Linked DNA regions of Mus musculus: region 1 is linked to region 2. The links are chromatin contacts, found by Hi-C or POLR2A ChIA-PET in ENCODE. All regions are on one chromosome and are shown on one strand. Each heading gives the region's core, a stretch centred on a gene start or an enhancer-like site at or near the end of the contact. The rest is flanking DNA. Distances are from core to core; before and after follow the strand shown.

Region 1 (3,610 bases), core at 34-2,533, 34 kb after region 2:
CTCTGCAGGGAGCAGTCTTCAGGCAGTGAATAGGGTGGGGCTATGGTAGAGATGGAAATCCACACAGACTAGAGAAAGGTTTTGCTATTTCCTTGAGCCTGGGGTGTAGTGGCATTTGCCATTTTCCCATGACTCTGAGGATTTAGTGCCCAAGCCAAATAGCACACATTCTCCCAGACCCTCACTGCCTCAGAGTTTCTTCCACTCACCACCAAACAGTGGATGTGTGCTCACACAATGAATGTAACTTTAAAATAAATGTTAATCCACTAGAGTGATGCAGAATTTAAAGTTCAATTCCTTAGCCATCTTAGCCACCTTGTATCCACAAGTAGCCAGTGGCTGTATTCCACAAGAGCAAATGTCTACCAATGCAGAAAGTCTCAGACAGGCTGGACATAGCCCTCTAAAACATTCTATTCCGTTTGCTCCAGTGAGCACATTTCAACACAAATTTATCGTGTCTTTCTTGCTTAAAAGCCTTGAAGAGTTTTTCTTCCATCATCAGCATCTAGTAGATGATGAACTGGTTTCTCAGATTGCAGCCAGCATTAAAAATAAAACTGTTTTGTAGAAATTTTACTTTGTTTTTGATTTTTTTTTTCACCACCACTACCTTTCTAATCTGTGGTCTTTATGTTACAGGGTTACACTGAGAAAAACAAAATCTTTGAAATCTTGTGATAAGCAATAAAGTTTGAAAAGCCGGGGGTCTGGGTGTAAGCCTGAGCTCCTGAACTGAGCGTATTTTGCTACTCTGTGGTTTGAGGTCTTAGACCTCTGTCACCCAAGTTCCACTAACAGATCCATTGCTGGTTGCACCCAAGACACAACGTTTTCCTTTCCTTTTTCCCTTTCCACCTCTGCCCTTTGCTCATTTGAGCCGATTTCCTGTATCGCCAGCACTCCCTTCTCTTTTCCTGCACTTATCATAGAAGCCTCAGATTAGCTTCCAGGAGGGCCGGGTGACCTTTCATAGCATGCACAAGTACCAGTTTACAGCGTTATAACAACATTGTTTAGTCGCTCGTTCCTGGAAGTAGATTAAATCCTTTCAATACAGGCACTTTTAAAATCTACTTTTGCATTTCAAACACAAGACTAGTCTCTGGAACAAGCTAGACATTCATTTAATGGCTATCCAAAGAGTAAACTACAGAATGAAGGACAAAATCAACTGTGCAGACAACAGAAGAGCCACGCAAACTCCGACCATCAGGGGGTGCTCGCGCGGGCGGCCCTCTGCGCAAGCGCGCCGGGAGGAGGCCGCGGCGGCAGTGGAGGCTGAGGCCGGGGGAAGTGAATGGTTTTACCCAGAGGGCCGTGCGCCGCCTTTCTCCGCTGGCCCCGGCGCGCCCGGCAGCTCCTCCCCGGCCATGGCGTTCACTTTCGCGGCCTTCTGCTATATGCTGGCGCTGCTGCTCACCGCCGCGCTCATCTTCTTCGCCATCTGGCACGTGAGTAGCCGGGGCAGGGGGAAAGAGGGCGAGCGACGGCGCAGCCTCTTGCAGCTCCCGGCCCGGGGCTGCGTGGGGCCCCAGCTGCCGGCGCGCGCCAGGACGTGGCCTGGCTGCTAGGGCCGTGGACGCTGCGCGCTCCCGGGCCGGGGTCCGGAGGGCATGGCGTGCGGGGTCCCGGTGTCCACGCCGCCGCGTGCGGGCCCAGGCCGCGCTCCGCTATTCGCGAGCAGGGCTGGGCGGGGCGGGCAGGCGGGCGGCTCCGTGTCTACGCCGGGCCCGCGCGCACGGCTTGTCCGCGTCCCCCGTCTCGATGGATGCCCAGTGCGCACCGAGCGGTGACTCTCGGCGTGAAGTTTTCCTAATTTTTATCCTTGAATTACCGATTTCCTTTTAAGGCTTCCTCGGAGCACGGCCAAAATCGGATATTATAAGTTACTTTAGCTCCATTTCCAACTCTGCTTTGCAGCACTCGATGGGCGATTTTCTAGTAGAACACGGTGGTTGAGAGACGAGTTCCTGGTGAACTTTGAGGCAGCTTGGATTGATTACTTCGTTGGCCACATCTCCGAGTTTTCCCCTGAAGTCATACTTTGGATCGCGAGAGCTTTTTCAGGAGACAGCCTCCCAAGCCACCTCTGTGGTATGGGCTGCATGATTTAGTAGAGGGAGTTTTAATTTGATTTTGAAAATCCTCAGAAACTTTTGGCTCCTCATATGTCCTTGCAGGGTGGACGTGCATTCTTACTGTGCTCTGTCCCTGGTGACAGTTCTATTGAGACAGACTTTTGAGTGTCTCTACCGCTTAGCACCACTGAAAGAGCTCTCTGGGAGATCAGCAATTCTCAAAAGTTGAGCTCATTTGTTTCTATCCTCCCAGTACTTTCTGGAATAATGGCATAATTTGAATGATGGGGCGAGTTCAACCTCGTGTAAATACTAAGTCAGGTTTCATCACCATCCTGTGCGTGATTAAATGGCAGCAGATTAAATGGTTGCAGAAGTCTCCGAAGTAGGTAGATAGATACCAAGGGTCCTTCTTGCTAAGGAGTGTGATTGTATTTAGAGCCTATTTGCCTGTGGATGGGGAATGCTGGGGTCCGGTGTTCACTTTGTCAGAAATAACTGCTACTTCACACAACGCTCATTAGTTTTAACTAAGATTGGAAGAGCATCTTCTGCTCTTTGGAGGAAGAACAGGAAGATGGATAGCTTTCGAGCTGGCCCCATTGTTGTTTCCAATGAAAGTGGAGTGTCTGGCTCCTTTCCATCTGTAACTTTAAGTCATTTGCTCTTTTTATAAATGTCCTCTGGAATGGTGGAGATTAGTGGAAGAGAGCTGGGCACTTCCCCACGTTTTCCACATTCTGTGTTTGGCTTAAGAAACAGCCGGGCGTGGTCGCGCAGGCCTTTAATCCCAGCACTCGGGAGGCAGAGGCAGGCGGATTTGAGTTCGAGGCCAGCCTGGTCTACAAAGTTGAGTTCCAGGACAGCCAGGACTATACAGAGAAACCCTGTCTCGAAAAACCAAAAAGAAAAAAAAAAAAAAAAGAAACACCTGCAATTTTTTTTAAAATGGGTTACTTTATTAGAAAGGAATGTGTCAAGGTGAAATAGATAATTTTAAGTCCTGTTATAGGATTAAAGAAAGTTGTGCCACAGATTAGTGGAGAGCTTTTAGATTTAGAGGTTCCTTAGTTCAGATAATTACTGTACTTTGGGGAAAATTATTTTAAGTATATGTCTGTTGTGCATTATTAGAAAACCATTCAGCAATCTTTTTACTCAAAAGATCCCTAGGTACCAGCTGAAAGAAACTGTTCAACTTAAAAGTTAGTTTTGACTAGGGGTGTGCCCACTTGGCCAAGTACCTGCCTAACATGCACAAAACCCTACACTTCTTAGTACTGCATAAGTCCCACCGCATAAACTGCATAAACTGGGCATGGGGTGTACATGTGATCCCAGCACTGGGGCCATAGTGACAGGATCCTGAATTCCTTCTGCATTTGATTCTGAGTTACATGAAGTCCTGCCTTCAGAGATGGCTATATGCTAATATGTTATTTATTTGAGTCAAATTTAACCAGCTAAATACAAGTATTGCAGTTATGATTCTTGAGTTTTCTGTTACTAAAGTAGACTTAGGAATG
Region 2 (3,724 bases), core at 1,031-3,530:
CCAGCCCTAACTAACTTTGTTCTTGAACACTATCCCTCCCCCGTCAATAGTATGGGAATGAAGGAAGAGAGGATAATGGGAGCTTACATTTATAAACTGAAAGTCTTATTATGATTTGGGTCTGTGGTGGTGGCTCAGTGAGGAGAGTGCTTGCTTGACTGTAAAATGGTGAGGGCCTCAGTTCAGATCACTGAAATCCATGTGAAAGCTAGACAGACTGAGTATGTAATGCCATTGGTTTAATTGGATCCCCAGAAGGTCTTGAGCCAGGTAGCCTGACACTTGCAGTGGCAATAAGACATGCCTATGACAAACAAGGTGGAAGGTGAAGATTAACTCTGGAAGTTGACCTTTGACCTCCACAAGTGCACTGTGGGATGTCCCAACCTGTGGCACACACATGAACAACTAACTACACATACACAAAAGCGTTTAAAAAGGAATTGGTCTTCTTGAGTTTAACACTTTAAGAATCTGGTCTCTTTCAAGAAAATTCGTAGCCTTCCCCTTTCTCTCTCCCATGTCTCTTGCTTCTCCTAAAAGGATGATCTGATGACAGCAGATGCTCATGGGATGTGGTGGGAGGCGGGAAAATGAGAGTGTAGATCTGAACCATGCATATAGGTCCTCACCAAGCTGTAGACAGCTTCATCTGAGTGTCTGTTTCTAGAGAGTTCCCACCGCTGGGATTCAAGGCTCGAGCCATGAACTTGTGTCGGTAAAATCTTTGGTAACCCACAGCCTCTTAGCTCTGCAGGCTTGCTAGATGCTCATCTTCGTTTTACCAGAGGAGGGGGACTGTTATAGGACCGTGTAGATTCGCCTGCATGTCACATGCTGGTTTCAGGGCTATCTTATGCAAACAGATTAGGCCACTTCTGCCACTGAAGAGATCTCTATTGTGTTAAAGATGGAATAGAGTCAAGTTCCAGGCTTCTCCCCAGAGAAGAGGATTTTCTCTGACACCTTGCCTATTTTGATGCTCCAGTGACTACATCCTTCCCTCTGCCATTTCAAGCTAGAGGAGAAGGCCAGAGTGGGAAAGGAAGGCTCTGCAGGTGCTCCAGCCTTCCTCCCCAGCTTCTACAGATCCACAGCAGAAGGTTTTCCCTTCCTACTGTTCACTTTGTCCCACCTTCCTTAAGGAGTGGTGTACAGGAAATCCATTTACCATTACCAATATCTGGATTTAAAACAAATGCTTATAGAGATTCAAAACTGCATAAGGTGCCTCTCACTGAAAACCTCTGGGTTTAATATGGAGATCCAAAACTCTATTTTTAGAAATCAAAGTTGCTCTTGGCATTTCTCTCTTCTTTCCTCCCTTCCAATTTCTTTCTTATTCTTAAAAACTATATTATTAGTTTGTGTGTATGGGTGTTTTGCCTGCTTGCACCACAAGCCTGCAGTGGCCCTGGAGGCCAGAGAGTGTTTTGGATTTCCTGGGGCTGGAGTTACACTGTCAACTACCATATTGGTGGGTTCTGGAGATCCGGCCAGGGTGGAGAGAACAACCTGTACTCGCAACCCCTGAGCCATCTCTCCAACTCCCATCCTTTCTTATTTTTGAAAGAGAATTCTACTAATCGTTTGAGGATAATAGTTATGGATGACAAAGGAGGAAGTACCAAAAGAGTATACAAATATTAGAATGTTTTAAAAATCTCTTATATTTATTTTTCGTAAAGTTGCCAATCCTTTCATCCACATAGTCTTTTTTGTACCTCATACTGTTTCTTAGAAAGGCAAGTTTATCTCCGTTATGGAATACCAGTAGTAATACATTTAAAAGGTCGTAACTTTTTGAGTGTCACACTTTGAAACAATAAGAGCACCTGGGTTTCAGAGTTCAATTCGCTGTAACTTGAGAGTAAAAGCCAACATGATCAACATTGGTAACCATTTACTGGTGAGTATGAATAGATTTTGGAAAATAAATTTATTCAGTAAGTTCTGGAAAGCAGGCAGGGTCAGGGATGGCGCCCTGGGACAGGTGCAAGGATGAAAGCCGCGTCTACCTTTGAAAAGCATTAAATCTGCAAGTAAACTGTAATCGACACGCACATTTACCACTCAAGTCATTAGCTCAGGTTTGGCACCACGAAATACCTGCCGTTAAGGCTTGTAGAATATTTAAAGACACCAAGAATCTGCGCACCGCTTGGCTGGCTCATTCCTTGGTAACGGCGCAGCATCCTTACTTAACAGGCACCAGAGGCGCCCGCGTCCGCATTTCGCCAAATTTTGGGCCTCGCCTCCCGCCGTCCGCTGTCACGTGCGGGCCACGGCGGCCGCGTCCTTAGGTGGGGGAGGCTGAGCGGTGCGCCAGCCGAAACAGGAAGGGAGTTGGCTGCCGAGCCATTCTTAAAGGGGCCCAAGAGATCGCACGGCAACGGGCCGCTGACGACCGGAAGGAAAATGGTAAGTGGCGGCGAAGGGAGGCACCGCGGGGTTGGACGGACTCGCAGTCCGTTCCCGACTTCCAGCGGCAGCGCGGAAGACCCCCGCGCTGCGGGCGGACGGTTGGAACGTGGCCTCCGCGTGGACCCTTGTGGTCCCCGCGGCGGAAACGGGCTGGGCCTGAGGGCCGGCGTTGTAGGCGAGTGTCAGGGTTCTGGTTGCATTCCGGCTTCGCCCAGGCTTCTTTCTACCTGCACCCCCTTGTTTCTGGCTGAATAGCTCCCGATACCCACATTCTTCCAGTCCAGGCCGTTGGAACCCATGTGACCCAGGGCTCTGATTTTGCCTTTAAGCAACTGTCAGAGGTTTAGTTTTGCTGCGTCTGGGGCAGTGGTTTCTGATCTCCTTGACGATGGACCCCAAGCATAAAGACAAAGTGGAGAATTAAGTCAGGTGCTCTCAAGGACCTTCTGGAGCCTTCCCAAAGTGTTTTTTAAGTACGACCAAGTATCATGGAAACAACAACAGGAAGACACTTATCTATAAATCCTCTCTTGGGGACCACTTCCGTCTAGCAGATCTTACCGCGGTCATTGAACCCAGTGAACTCGTGGCTTTTCATCGTTTTGACCTTTCAGCTACATTCCAGGGTGTTGACACTGGTGTTTGAGGCATCTCTTTAATTTTGCCTACCCCAACCCCCTTGGCTTTTGGGATTCAGAACTGGCTTTCCTCCTATTTCTGCTGATGCATCTGTTCCCCTTGGATTCCTTTCTCCATTCCTTGGACTATGCCCGTGAGTGCCCTAGGCTCCATTCCAAGGCTTCATTTTCTATTGTTTTTCTCTTTGCTGAACTTCTGGCTTCAGTAACCACCTACGTTGAGTTGACCTGTGAGTTCCTATCTCTGACCTTAGCTGAGATCCAACCAGCAGTTACATTCCACTTTTTGGTTAATTTCATCACACAGAAGCCACAGAGGCTCCTCAGTTTGTCCAAAAAGAACTCATAGCTTCCTCCACACATCTGGTCTTCATTCAGCCGGAATTCTGCAACTTGGCTAAAGGTGTGTTTGTGTTCCTTACACAAAGCCAGAAGTCTAGAAGTTATCTTTGTAAGTCTTTATTTCCTTCATATTGAATCTAACCCAGTTCTTATGTAGTGGAGAGAGAGAGAGAGAGAGAGAGAGAGAGAGAGAGAGAGAGAGAGAGAGAGAGAGAGAGAGAGAGAGAGAGAGAGAGAGAGAAAGAGCGAGCGCGCGAGCAAGCGCTGGAGTTCAGCATATCTGGGTTGCTTCCTGGGTCCACTACCTGTATGACTTAAGA

The links. A loop is a pair of places that touch in the nucleus more often than their neighbours do. ChIA-PET counts read pairs that join two places held with the same protein, here RNA polymerase II (POLR2A).
Region 1: a loop to region 2 is called in a map of left cerebral cortex, with 6 times the contacts of the local background. The contact joins the promoter of Cnih1 here to the promoter of Gmfb in region 2. A Hi-C loop is called at or near these places in 7 of 37 maps with a recorded cell type or tissue (gastrocnemius, heart, left cerebral cortex and 1 more). POLR2A ChIA-PET finds 5 or more read pairs at or near these places in 3 of 5 experiments (Patski and embryonic stem cell).

Annotation. Positions count from the first base shown.
Region 1 is chr14:46,786,030-46,789,639 of GRCm38, reverse strand. It overlaps Cnih1 (cornichon family AMPA receptor auxiliary protein 1), which reads left to right and starts at 1,283. Exons shown (of 5, transcript NM_009919.2): 1 at 1,283-1,457. The coding sequence starts at 1,377.
Region 2 is chr14:46,820,798-46,824,521 of GRCm38, reverse strand. It overlaps Gmfb (glia maturation factor, beta), which reads left to right and starts at 2,280. Exons shown (of 7, transcript NM_022023.2): 1 at 2,280-2,421. The coding sequence starts at 2,419.